Regions from separate parts of the Homo sapiens genome. Here region 2 is linked to region 1. Evidence: read pairs that join two places in POLR2A ChIA-PET (ENCODE). Cell type or tissue: HepG2. All regions are shown on one strand. Each heading gives the region's core, and the rest is flanking DNA. Links, peaks and the distances in the headings are about the cores only.

Region 1 (4,384 bases), core at 258-4,257:
AGACACAGGGAGAAAGCTAAATAATGATAAAGGCAGAGACTGGAGTGATGTAGCCACAGGCCAAGGAGCACCTGGGGCCACCAGAAGCTGAGGCGCCTTCAGAGAGTCCAGCCCTGCCAACACCTTGATTTCACACTCCTGGCTCCAGAACTGGGGAAAAAATTCATTTCTGTTGCTTTAAGCCTCCCCACCATGCCCCAATTTATGGTAATTTGTTACAATAACCCCATAAAACTAATACATCATCTCTTTACCTGCCTCAGCCTCAGTTTCCCCATCTATGGGATGGGAGGGAGTCACCCAGAACCCCAGACTACCCAGGGGCGGCTGAGGAAGCGCACATCATTCACGTGTACATCGTCCTCTTCCGTGGGTCAGACTCAGCTGCTCAGTGGCAAAGTACAGAGGCTCAGTCGTGTCTGATCCACAGGTCCGCTCGGGGATAAATATTTGTCAAATGAAGGAAAGATCCAAATTATCTGGTCTCAACAGCATTGTATGCCAGGCAGGTGGGTTAGCATGGGGCCTGGGAGCCAGGGGCCTGGGTTGCATCCTAGCTCTGTCCTCACTAGCATCCGGGCCCGCCTCCTCAGCTGTAGGATGAAGACATGTGGGTATGGTGGGGAGGTGAACATGTAAAAGGACCTAGCTCAGTGCCTAGCAGAGGAGCCTGGGAACAGCGACCCACTGCTGTGATGATGGTGTCTGGCCGGCCATGGGGCCTTTCTAACCCAGCCTGCACCCTGATCCTGCCCTGGGTCCGAGCCAGGTAACAAAGGAGGGTACAGATGCACCACTGGGTGCTTCCAGAGGCTGGAATCTACATGAAATCCCAACCACAGACCCTCAGAGTGGAAGGGAAGGCCCTTGGAGGACCCGGTGTTACTGGCCCGGGCTCCTATCCTGGCTCAGATGCCCTCATACTGGGTAGACAGAGACTCTCTTCCTGTGGCTCGCAGGTTTCTCACCTGCAGGATGCAGAGGATGAGAAATAGGATCTGCAGGGTCCCCTGAAACATTCTTACTCTGATCCGGGGCACACCCAGGGTGCCACCTCATCTTAGGGACACTTACTTGACTCTTGGTCCTATAGGCTCGACACCCATTGCACAGATGAGGCACAAACCTGCAAAAAAGACAGGGTCACCCACAGTTCTTCGTTATCAAACCCAAAGCAACAAAAAGGTCCCGGGAGAGGTCCTCAGGGACCCAGGAGGCCAGCAAGGCCTCCGCCCATGGGTGCCCCTGGCTCAGGCCCCCTGGAGAGGCAACACAGTGGAGCTGGAAGGACGGGGCTGGAGTCCCAGCTCAACATGCCCTAATGACTTAGGCAGAGGTCTGGCAGCAACCGACTTCCCAGAGCCCCATCTTTCAGGCAACCTTGACAACATGCCCCCCCACAGCAGAGTCTATGAGGAGATGGTGAGAGTCCATGCCTGACACCCGGGAAGTGCTCGGCAACTGGCAGCTACCATTACTTTCTTTTGTTGTGTGTGTGTTTTTTTTTTTTTTTTTTTTTTTTTGAGACGGAGTCTCACTCTGCTGCCAGGCTGGAGTGCAGTGGCACCATCTCGGCTCACTGCAACCTCCACCTCCCGGGTTCAAGTCATTCTCGTGCCTCAGCCTCCCGAGTAGCTGGGACTACAGGTGCGTGCCACCACACCCCGCTCATTTTTGTATTTTTAGTAGAGACGGGATTTCACCATGTTGGTCAGGATGGTCTGGACCTCTTGACCTCGTGATCCGCCCGCCTTGGCCTCCCAAAGTGCTGGGATTACAGGCATGAGCCACTGCACCCAGCCCTTTTTTTTTTTTTTTTTAAATAGTTCTGCTAGGATTCAGGGCCATGTAGCTTGGCCTAAAGCTCCCAAAGGATCCTCTCTCAACTCAAACCTGTCCTGGGCAGTCCTTCCCACCACAGGAAATAGCCAGCGCTACAACTGGCCACCTGGTCACAGCATCAGAATTTAATCTAACAGCCCAGACCAGGGAGTGTGAGGGAGGAGCCACGTGGCCACAGCCTCACCTCTGAGAAGCTCCACCCAGAGCCTGAGTGAGGAGCCGTGTGGCCACACCCTCAGCCCTGAAAGCCCCGCCCAGAGCCTGAGGGAAGGGCTGTGTGACCACACTCTCATCTCTGAAAGGCCCGCCCAGAGCTGAGGGAGGAGATGCATGGCCACACCCCTCACCTCTAAAACCTCCTCTCAGAGCCTGAGGGAGGAGCTATGTGGCCACACCCCTCACCTCTGAAAGCCCCGCCCAGAGCCAAGGGAGGAGCTGTGTAGCCACACCCTCACCTCTGAAAGCTCCACCCTAAGCCCGAGGGAGAAGCCACAAGGCCACACCCCTCACCTCTGAAAGCCTCGCCCACAGCCTGAATAAGGAGCTGCGTGGCCACACCCTCACCTCTGAAAGCCCGGCCCAGAACTGAGGGAGGAGTCGTGTGGCCACATCCCCATCAATGAAAGCTCCGCTCAGAGCATGCAGGAGCAGCTGTGTGGCCACACCCCTCACCTCTGAAAGCCCTGCCCAGAGTCGAGGGAGGAGCTGTATAGCCACACCCTCACCTGTGAAAGCGCCACCCTAAGCCCAAGGGAGAAGCCACATGGCCACACCCCTCTCCTCTCTAAAAGTTCCACCCAGAACCTGAGGGAGGAGCCACATGGCCACTCCCCTCACCTCTGAGAGCTCTGGGCAGAGCCAGGAGCAGAGTGGGTGGCTGTTCTCCTCCCCTCCCTTCACTTCACTTCCCCAGTCTTTATCTCTTAATCCCAGTAGACCCCAATTTACGGGAGCTGGGGCAGGTACGGTTAGATTCTCAAGGGACTACATCAAAGACAACCCCTGAATCTTAATTCACCTGCTAAGAACCCACTTTTCATATTCCACACATCAGTTGGCCTCTTTGATAACCAACATTTCTCTGTGGCCCTCAATTCTTCCATCGCCCCCCCACCTCCGGGGTATTGACAAAGTTGTCACCACCCACTTACCTGGGACCCTGAACAATGTTTCGTTTCATGCCCCCATTCGAGTTTTGGAAGACCTGTAAGAGCCTCTACCTGTGCTTTCTGTTAAGTTTCACCAATGGGCATCTACTTCTTGTCTGTTTGACATAACGGCTGCATCAGGGTGTTGGGGATACCTGGCTAAGGGTCCCCAAGCTCGATGTCTGTTTGGCATGGTTCCAGTCGCGGCTGAATCACAGGGTCCACTCACGGAACACGCACTGAGGGAGTCTCGACTGTGTACTCAACACTTGCTGTGTGTGGGGCCCTGGAACACACCCCCCACTGCGGATCTGGAGTCTCTGTTCTGGGCTCCAGTGGGCCACTACAGTGTACCCTTTTCCACTGGAAGAAGCATCCCTCCAGCCCCCACCTTGCTGGCTTCCCCTTCTCAGATAATGCTTGGGCTGTTTGGGAAGGTTTCCTAAGAAACCATCCTTCGCAGAAACGGTGTTTGCCTCCAGGGCCTGGAGGCAGGAGGGAAGGGAGACATTTGCAGGGTGCCTTGAGCCACGTGACTTTCACATATACGATTTTCTTTTTTTAATAAAACAAAATCTTTTAGCAGGAGGCACCAGCGGTAGCATGGACAGAGCTGTATGATTGACCCTCAGCCCTGCTGCATACTAGCTGTGCCCCCGGCGGGGGTTCAGGGCCTCGGTCTTCGCATCTATGGAATGGGATCATAAACGTTCCTACGTCAAGAATGTCCATCAGGAGCTGTATTAGTCTGCTCTCATGCTGCTAATAAAGACCTACCAGGGACTAGGTAATGGTTTGTTTTGTTTGAGATGGAGTTTCACTCTTGTCGCCCAGGCTAGAGTGCAGTGGCGCAATCTTGGCTCCCTGCAACCTCCGCCTCCCGGGTTCAAGTGATTCTCCTGCCTAAGCCTCCTGAGTAGCTGTGATTACAGGCATACACCACCATGGATGGCTAATTTTGTATTTTTAGTAGGCTGGTCTCGACCTCCTGACCTCAGGTGATCCGCCTGCCTCGGCCTCCCAAAGTGCTGGGATTACAGGCGTGAGCCACTGTGCCCAGCCAGAGGCTAGGTAATTTATAAAGAAAAGAGGTTTAATGGACTCACAGTTCCACATGGCTGAGGAGGCCTCACAATCATGGCAAAAGGCAAATAAGGAGCAAAGTCACGTCTTACATGGTGGCAGGCAGGCAAGAGAGCTTGTGCTGGGGGGCGGGGGGGGACCCCCACTTATAAAACCATCAGATCTCATGAGACTTATTCACTACCACAAGAACAGAATGGGTGGAACCATCCCCATGATTCAACTATCTCCACCTTGCCCTGCCCTTCACAGATGGTAATTATTACAGTTCAAGGTGAGATTTGGGTGTGAACACAACCAAACCTCATCAG
Region 2 (4,384 bases), core at 186-4,185, 120 kb after region 1:
TTCTCAACGCCCCCACTAGACACCCCTCACCTCTTGTCAGGGGAGCGCCATCGTGTGCAAGTACCTTAAACGTGTGTTAATATTATTGTTGCTATGTATATTTTAAAAATCACAGAGCATCAGGGGGGCTGATGGCATTCAAGGTCTGGTCCTCAGCCTTGATGGATAGAAACCCAAGTTCTTCATTCCTTAGAGGCAGCTCAAGACAAAGAAATCTGACTCACATCCACAAAACCCACAGAAGACTGATACATTCAAATGCCAAGTTAGGAATGGATAGTGAACAACACAGCGAAGAGGCCTAAACACACACGGTCACTGGTCCTACAGTCTCTCGAGATCTACATGGAAAACCAAACTTCTAGAACAGCAATGAAAAATACAAAGTGTCAGAGACTGAGGACACCATCATGAATAAACCAGGACTCCGTGCCACCCGGTATACACAGAAGTCAGAGAAAGATAAACGGAGCAACTGCAACATGAGGTGGCAAGGGCGCCACTGGGGTGAAATGGGTCTTGAAGTGTGAGCAGAATTTCTGGGCAGAGAGGAGGGAAGGGACCTCCCTGGCCCGGGCCCATGGAGAAAGGCTCGGCACCGTCAAGGGTCTGGCCTACTCGGGAAACATTAGGAAGTCCCCCGCATGCACAGCACAGGCTGTGCTGTCCTGTGTGACGCCCCATGTGTGCAGGCGCACAGGCGTGAAGGAGACTGGGAGAGGCAGACTGGAGATGCCTTCACGCCAGACTGGAGTGCATGGACCTCCTCCTTGAGCACCAAGGGAGGGAGCTGGTGGGGCTTGTTTAGGAAGGTAACGCAGCAGGGGAGGAGGGGGGCTCCTGAGCCCTGGTTACTCAGCTGGGGATGAAGGAGGGCCACACGGAGAGCCAAGGCTCTGTGGCCTCTGCTGCTCCTCAGCCTTGCCAGACACTTCACACATTCACTCACACCCTGATGGGCCAAAGATGTTAGAGAACTGGAAATTAAAACTCATTCCCTGCTCTCAATCTTCTTCCCCACCCTTCTGTACATGATGGAAAATAACATTTTTCTCATGACAAAAGAAATCAGTACTTTCCCCAGAGCCACCAAATTTCAAAAGCTCATAGCCTCTCACTGAAACTTTCAAAGGAATTTATCACACATTTAAGCCTAGAAGTCCACTTAGGCATATGTAGATAACAAGCCTCGTCAAAGTTACTTTAGGTATCTGACTAGTTACTGTTTTGTGGCTTGATTAGCGAAAGCTATTAACCTGTGCTACGGTCTGAGCGTTCCGCCCCACTCCCTGATTCTTGTCTTGAATCTTAACCCCCCAGGTGATGGTTTAGAAGGGAGGGCCTTTGGGAGGCGATCAGATAATGAGGGCTCCACCACCTTGATCTTGGACCATTCAGCCTCCCAAACTGCGAAAAGTAAGTGTTTGCTGTTTCCAAGCCACCCAGTTCATGGTATTTTGTTATAGCAGCTCAAAACCAACTAAGGCAGCCTGCAACCTAGAGAAACCCATGATGTGGAAAGCAATACTAAAACACAGTAAAATTCTGATTCATGTACAATCTACCTGCAAGAACTTATTCTAAAGCTTTATTTTCTTAAACAGAGAGTAGAATGGTGGTTGCTAGAGGTGGGGTCATGGGTGGGAAGTTTTGGTCAAAGGGGTATAAACTTTCAAATATAAAATGCATACGTCTGGAGAGCTAATGTACAGTACAGTGACCATAGTGAGCAATACCAAATTGTAGGCTTAAAATCTGCTTAGAGGGTAGATCTCAAGTGTTCTCACCATAAAGAAATAAAAAAGTAACTGAGGTGATGAATGTGTTAACTAATTTGGTTGTGGTGATCATTTCACAAAGTATACATATATCAAATCATGTTGTACACCTTAAATTTATATAATTTTATTTGTCAATTATACTTCGATGAAGTTGGAAAAATATAAAATAATTTAAAAAAATTTTTAAGCTTTGTTTTCTCATCTCTGCAGAAAACTAAAACATCTGTGAACAAAACAAAACCACAACTGTCCCCAAACTAGGAAAAGAAGAGCAAGTCCCTATTATCTTTTAAGCATTTTCTACTTCTACAGGGCAGGAGTCATCAAAAACCTACAGGAAACGTTACAACTACAAAAGCGTCACGGGACAATTATGGTCAAAACTGCAAGTAGCAAAGTCACCTCTTCAAAGCACCACTGCTGTGGCCTGTAACATGATCCCACTCCACAGTGAAGGGGACTCCACCTAGCAGTGTAAAGGGCAATCAACTCAAATAGAAAAACCTTCATGTACCAAGAGTTCTGGGAGGAAAGTCTTGGCTGAAACATGGACATTACCAAGCTATCCAAATGCGTGTGACGTGGGGCGGGTGGTGAAAGAACACAAGGCAGACTGGCCAGGGTTTTAAAGAAGACAAAGCAAGCAGGATGGAAAAAAAGACAATCAAAGCATTAGCGAACGACAGTGTGGTGGGCACAGTAATGGCCTCCAGGGATATCTACAGCCTAATCCCCAGACCCTGTAAATACGTCACCTTATGTGGCCAAAGGGACTCCGTAGATGTGACTGAGTTAAAGACTCCGAGCTGGGGAGGGTGGGTCCAATGTCATCATGTGTCCTTGTAAGGGGGGCAGGAAGATCAAAGAGAGAGAGCCATGTGACTACAAAGGGAGAGGTCAGAGAGAGCTCGAGTTGAGGGTGCTCTGTGCTGCTGGTTTCGATAATAGAGAGAGGGGTGGGTCACCAGTGAAGGACGGGGGGTGGCCTCTAGAAGCTGGCAGAGGCAAGGAAAAGGATTCTCCCCTGGAGCCTCCAGAGGAACACAGCCCTGCTGACACCTTGACTTTAGCGCAGTCACAATGACTTCAGATTCCCATCTCCAGAAGGAAGAGACATCTGTGTCATTTTAAGCCACTACCTTTGTGGCAATTTGTTACATCAGCCACAGGGGATAAGGATAAACAGTGGGAGGAAGGGATGGATGAACAGTCAGTTCAGCTTTCAGGACAGCGAAGAGACAAGCTGAAAACTCTGCAACCTCCCTTAAGCCAAAACCACTATGTGTATTCAGGAGCCAGAAAGTCTCAGAGGTTCCTGCCATCTTTGACTGACCAGGGTAGACCTGAGGTCCTCCTCCTCACCAGCTGGGATTATCCAGCTTTTCAGTAAGGCTCCAGGGCGATGGCTGTTTTCATTGATGAAAACATTTTTCCAAATAAATCTTAATTTTTTCAGAGTGTGAATCTGTCTTGTGCTCAGTACTCCAAATCCTCTGTTCTTCCTGACGTTTCAAGTCCCATGTCTTCTCCTCCGTTCAATCACTTCCTAACAAGCACCAACAACATGTCAGCCCTGGGGAGAAACTTCCCTTCCTGTCCCTTCCCTTCCCAGGCCGTGGCACTGCCCCCACCTCTGAATTCCTCTCCACCTCTCTTACCCATGTGGCACTTAGCACACACTGCTTTGGATTCTATTTAAACACTCAACTTGCTTATATCTTGGTTTCTTGGTTGTCCAAGGAGAGCACAGGCCTCTGGAGGGCAGGAGATGTATAGAAAACGAATTTTTCTGTAACTAAAAGAAATTTTTGTTTTTAGGCCGAGTCTTGTTCTGTCTTCCAGGCTGGAGTGCAATGGTGCAATTTCTGCTCACTGCAACCTCCGCCTCCTGGGTTCAAGCGTTTCTCCTGCCTCAGCCTCCCGAGTAGCTGGGACTACAGGTGCCCTCCACCATGCCCAGCTAATTTTTGTATTTTTAGTAGAGATGGGGTTTCATCATGGTGGTCAGGCTGGTCTTGAACTCCTGACCTCAAGTGATCCACCCACCTCGGCCTCCCAAAGTGCTGGGATTACAGGCGTGAGCCACTGCACCTGGCAAAAATGTTTAAATATATACAAAAGTATGTAAAACCTATTATGCACAGTTCAAAGAATAATAAAACAGCCACTTAGCCACCAGCCTACTTAACAAAACCAGTGTCGTGGAAGTCCTGTATGCTGTTCCTCTGATTACAGCCCCTCCTCTATCCTGGAGGCAGCCTCTCTCCTAAATTCTGGGGTAGTCACTCCCTGACTCTTTTAACAAAACAGCTGTATACCCCAAGCATGTATTCTGAAACAGTAACAGTATTGCTGGCCGGGCGCGGTGGCTCACGCCTGTAATCCCAGCACTTTGGGAGGCCGAGGCGGGCGGATCACGAGGTCAGGAGATCGAGACCACGGTGAAACCCCGTCTCTACTAAAAATACAAAAAATTAGCCGGGCGCAGTGGTGGGCGCCTGTAGTCCCAGCTACTCGGGAGGCTGAGGCAGGAGAATGGCGTGAACCCGGAAGGCGGAGCTTGCAGTGAGCGGAGATCGCGCCACAGCACTCCCGCCTGGGCG

Evidence for each region. Peaks named below come from ENCODE experiments on the same cell type or tissue, not always from the same donor. Only the 100,000 strongest peaks of a DNase experiment are listed, where the experiment ranks them.
Region 2: POLR2A ChIA-PET joins it to region 1 with 7 read pairs; 3 of 35 experiments call an interaction of 5 or more read pairs at or near these places.

What each region holds. Positions count from the first base shown.
Region 1 is chr16:84,011,927-84,016,310 of GRCh38, forward strand. SLC38A8 (solute carrier family 38 member 8) reads right to left here. Exons shown (of 11, transcript NM_001080442.3): 10 at 1,075-1,126. Among named protein-coding and RNA genes, the nearest start is that of SLC38A8, 29 kb to the right of the region's middle. RefSeq lists a silencer at 2,053-2,202. In HepG2, for the core only: no CTCF peak of the experiment used is centred there; a DNase peak (open chromatin) is centred at 2,345; H3K27me3 peaks cover 696 bases.
Region 2 is chr16:84,136,687-84,141,070 of GRCh38, forward strand. All of the region lies in intron 1 of HSDL1 (hydroxysteroid dehydrogenase like 1), which reads right to left. Among named protein-coding and RNA genes, the nearest start is that of HSDL1, 6.3 kb to the right of the region's middle. RefSeq lists an enhancer at 652-1,247. In HepG2, for the core only: no CTCF peak of the experiment used is centred there; DNase peaks (open chromatin) are centred at 2,215 and 2,625; H3K4me3 peaks cover 1,476 bases.